2 separate regions of the Homo sapiens genome follow, and region 2 is linked to region 1. Evidence: read pairs that join two places in POLR2A ChIA-PET (ENCODE). Cell type or tissue: PC-3. All regions are shown on one strand.

Region 1 (2,500 bases):
TTATTGTACATCAAGTATGAAGAATGGTCTTGGTGACAAGCTCTCTAATGAAATATTTCTTAACAGGGATGGAAATGGTTCAGCAGTATTGGAGATTAGTATATAATTAATCCAGAAAAGCAGCTTAAAAGGGGATCACTGCTCTCTCTCTCCCCCTCCCCTTTTTTTTTGGTGATTTAGCATATAAATGAACACATCTAGACAAGACATAAAAATGATTATAAAACCAGTAAACATGGTTTAGTGCTTTCTGTGTGCATACAATCTGCTAGATGCTATGGGAGGAGTACAGAGCTGGGTGAGAGCAGCTTCTGCCCTTAGGTACTCACAGTTTCACCATGTGATAAGACAGACATGGTGAAAACATGAGTGACAATAAAATTTAAAATATTCAGGCTTTCCCAAACTAACAAAAGAAATCAAATGAGAAGCCCGGATTAAGTGTCAGGTGTTTAGGTGAGAGGAGATGCCAGTAGACTGAGATTTGAACAGGGTAAAGACATCCTTCTTCCCTGACAACCTTCTTTGAATACCCACAGGACAAACAGAGGACATAGAAAGACTTCCTCCTGTCTAGTGCTGTAATACCTGTTTATAGGATGGTGAGCCCGGAGGTTCTAAACCTGGATTTTTCAAGGAGCAACAAGATCCAAAGAGTTCTTGAAGGCCACAAGGGCAGCCCAGGCTCCCTAACTCATGACTTAATGGTCATTGAGGCCCACCACAATTCCCTTCCTTTCTAGAAGTTGACTAAGTTCTAAGAAGTTTTTAACGTTTCTTCCACGTGGAAACTCGCTTACATTTAGTGGCTCTCAGATAAAACAAGATTCTGGAAGCTGAGAATTATAACTTAAATTAACGTTCTTGGAGAAAGGAAGAGGTTAAGAATTTATGAAGGAGCCAGAGAAGCATGGATGCTTGGGATTTGAATATCAACTGTGAAATTGCAGGAAACCAAGCATTTCATCAGGTAGTAATGATCCATTGGAGCTTAGGGTTTCAAAACTAGGTTTAATTCTTAACGAGTTTTCACACTGAAACTCTTATGTAAAAGACCTGGGTTAAGGTAAAACAGATAGTTTGTATGGTGGTTTCCAATAAGCAGTACATAAAACTGCATTTGGAGATTTGTCCACCATGCAGTAATTTCCATTTAAACCAAGGAACCTCCTAAAAAGGGGAGGGGGCAGTATGAATGCTCTTTCTAAGTCTACATCTGTCTGTAGATTTTTTTTTTTTAGCCGCATTTAGTGCTGTTTTTTTTCCAATCTGGTTTCTTGCTAAGTTGCACATTTCAATGAAGCATCCAAATTGGTCATTCTGATAACACCCGAAATAACCAGATGTTTCCTCATTAATCCAGTTCTTTTGCATGTAAATATGACACCAAGAACCAATACTTTCTCCAGTTAGCTCATGGTGCCTGGCGGGCTCTGCCAAATGAATTAGTCGTGGCTCAGTCATTTTCTGATGTCCTTTAAATGACTTCTCAGTTGCTACATATTGGTCACTTTCTCAGAGTCTCCCTTGGCAAAGCAAACATTTTATTGACACGGAATGTAGTTGACGCAGAAGTTTGACCAGGTGTTGTGCACATTGGTTTTGAAAAATGAGCCTGATGACATAGTTTGTGGAAAGATGAATTCACTCATGGGATTCTACTCCAAGAAATCTGATTCTTAGATATCATATGAAACAAAAACTTGAATCCATTATCCCTATTTACTTTTAGGCATATTCATATACATATACTCTTTTCCCTAAAGCTCTTGACTTAACCATGGTTCCACTGTCAGTAAAATATTTTGATTCTTACATATTTTTAAGTACCTCAATAAGATTAGGAGTTTAAAGCTAAACTTTATTTAAAGGCCAAACATATCTACCTGTCTGACTTTCTAATTTTGTATCTACATTGCCCCCAGAAATAGAAAATCTTTATTCCATTTTAATAGCAACACATAAATGCCCACAAAATTTTATAAGATCTGTTCATAGTTCCTATTACCTGAATCCATGGAAGAAACAAACATATTCTTCCTGGGAGTGTTTGTTGCATATTTGCAGGCATGGTATTTGTTGTGCAGACTACTTGAAACAAGAACTAAACAGTCTTACACTGAGTCAGATACAAAAGTTCTGCCCAGACTTGATTCACATTCTTGAGATTGCTGCTAATTTAAACCTTTTCCTCTGATTAGAGATGGCATGAGGAAATGCAATCTTGTAATAATTGGGCAGATCATGCCCTCTCACATGTTAGCTGCTGCTGCGTTCAGATGTGCTCATGGTGGTCACTAAATATACCAAAAGTTAATCTACTTTTCTCTGCCAAAAATATGCAATAGCTTTAGCTTACTCTTCTTGGTAAAAATTTCTTAAGGGGGAAAGGGAAGCTTTTCAGATGAAGGTTCAAGTTAAATAAATTATATTTATGAAATATTCAACAAGAAGAGTTTTCAGTTCTCCAACTCCTCTAAAGCCTCACAGTGTTTAAACT
Region 2 (2,500 bases), 400 kb after region 1:
CATTCACAGGTGGGAGTTGAACAATGAGAACACATGGACACAGGGCGGGGAACATCACACACCAGGGCCTGTCGGAGGGTGGGGGGCTGAGGGAGGGATGGCAGTAGGAGAAATACCTAATGTAAATTATGAGTTGATGGGTGCAGCAAACCAACATGGCACATGTATACCTATGTAACAAACCTGCACATTGTGCTCATGTACCCTAGAACTTAAAGTATAATTAAGAAAAAAAAAAAAAAGATGTGCTATAAATGTAGAATACATAACAACTTGAAAATTTAGTACAAAAAAATCTAAAATATCTGTGATAACATTTTAAGACAATTACATATTTAAGTGATAATATTTTGGATAGTTTGGGTTAAATAAATTATTAAAATTGAAATAATATGAATTATTAAAAAATTCTAAAGCAACACCCAAACATCCAAAGAAGATATGTTTTTGTCATTTAGACTTCACATCCTTAAGCAGAAAAATGAGCTATAATTTATAACAATTTTGTACAGTTAGGACAAAAAAAGTGAACTTTATATATATATATATATATATCTTTATACTAAAAATTTTCTGTAATGTTATTAACTTGTGGTTTGATTGTAGGGTGGTAATGCTGGGTGTGTGTGTGCACTCATGTGCACAAATAAGGATTAGTATTTGGGGCAAATAAGGATTAGTATTTATTGAGATCTTATTTTTTTGCCAGAAACTTTGCTGAGCAATTTGCAGACATTACCTCATTTGACTCTTACTTTGCAAGATATCAAAAAAAAAAAAGCTTGTCAAAGTATGTAGTAAACATGCTTATTTGTGCATGAGCAGTTTATAAACAGCACTCCAAGACAGTGGGTTTCAGTGGTGACTGCATAGTAGAGCCATTCTGGAGCTTGCAATAATCTCTGTATCCAGGCCCCACCCCAGGATATTTAAATTGGAATGTGCCAGGGAAGAATGCAGACATCAGTATTTTTTAAGCTCCATGCGTAATTCCAATAAGCAGCTAAGTAAATTTGTGAATCAGTGGATTTATAATACCAATGATAAGTTGAGAAGCTGAACACTCAGTGATGTATCTGTTTGGTCTTAAACAGGGCTGCACTTTTTCTACACTGAGAGAGAAATTAGCAACACAGTAGTCATCTGCAACCATGTGAGAGTGGAAAGATCATCTACTGTGCTTGCTTTAAGTAATTCAGACTTAGACTGTTTCCCTCAGGAGATCACTGAGATAAAGATACTTGGACAGATGTTTTTATGATCTCCTGAGAACAGAACAAATCCTGTACCTCTTAAACCCCCTTTCCCAGTTAGCATTTGCCCTAAGTAAGCAGGAGAAATGGTAGTCTGTGTTTTATATTATCTATGTATTAGACAGTGGCATAATGTCGAGGCTGAATCACTTTACCAAAGATGATGTGTAGTTTCAGAGTCAGAACAAATACATTCAAAACATCCAGTCACTACTGCTAAGGTGCTGTTCATCTGCTGAATCATCTGAATGGCTTCCTTGACCATTCTGGGGATCTATTCTTTCTATGAGCAACTCTGGCTTCTGTGTTGCTCCCAGAAGCAGGCATGGATGAAGTCCGCAGTGACCCTGGCCTTCCTGCAGCCTGCAACAGTCATCAATGGAGGAAGGAGAAGGGAAAATATGGAGAACTGGTTGTGGTTAAGTTTATGTGTCAAGTTGACTGGGCCACGGGATGCCCAGACATCTTATTAAACATTATTTCTGGCTGTGTCTGTGTGAGAGTGTTTTCAGAAGAGATTGACATTTGAATTGGTAGGCCCCCAATGTGGGTGGACATCATCTAATTCCTTCAGGATGCAAATAGAATAGAAAGGTAGAAGGTGGAAGAAGAGTGAATTTGTTCTTTCTGCTTGAGATGGGACTTCAATCTTCTCCTTCCCTTAGACTGCTGGTTCTTAGGCTTTTGGCCTTGGACGGAATCTATATCTCCAGCTTTCCTGGACCTCCAGTTTATGGAAGGCAGATCATGAGATTTCTCAGTGTCTGAATTGGAGTGAGTTAATCCTTCATAATAAATCTCTTAGAGTATATCTCTATCCGTATATCCTATTAGTTCTGTTTCTCTGGAGAACCCTGACTAATACACTGGTTTTTAGCATTCACTGCATCACCTTCAGTTGAATGTGTATTTGCTAAGAAATGCTGCTACATAAGGTCCCAAAGTCTGGATTGTGAGGTCATTACTTTTTGGATCCTGAATAATTTATGACACCACAAACAGGTTTTGTTTTGTTTCCATTTTGGTTTGGGGAAAAGCTTGTCAACATAGTGACTAAAAGCATGGGCTGCAGATCTAGACTCTTGAATCCCAATTTTCTCATTTGTAAAATGAAGGCACTTACATGTGTTTCTTATTTAATTGACAAAAATAGTATGTATTTATGGTGTAAAACATGATGTTTGATATATGTGTACATTGCTAATGGCTAAATTGCACTAATTAACATGTTTTTATCTCACATACTT

Evidence for each region. Peaks named below come from ENCODE experiments on the same cell type or tissue, not always from the same donor. Only the 100,000 strongest peaks of a DNase experiment are listed, where the experiment ranks them.
Region 2: POLR2A ChIA-PET joins it to region 1 with 14 read pairs; 3 of 35 experiments call an interaction of 5 or more read pairs at or near these places.

What each region holds. Positions count from the first base shown.
Region 1 is chr2:150,479,396-150,481,895 of GRCh38, reverse strand. The region is part of intron 3 of RND3 (Rho family GTPase 3); the gene reads left to right. Among named protein-coding and RNA genes, the nearest start is that of RND3, 7.0 kb to the left of the region's middle. In PC-3, no CTCF peak of the experiment used is centred here; a DNase peak (open chromatin) is centred at 1,525; H3K4me3 peaks cover 2,456 bases; H3K27ac peaks cover 2,500 bases.
Region 2 is chr2:150,075,000-150,077,499 of GRCh38, reverse strand. No RefSeq gene overlaps it. Among named protein-coding and RNA genes, the nearest start is that of LINC01818, 93 kb to the left of the region's middle. In PC-3, no CTCF peak of the experiment used is centred here; DNase peaks (open chromatin) are centred at 1,019 and 1,469; H3K27ac peaks cover 1,872 bases.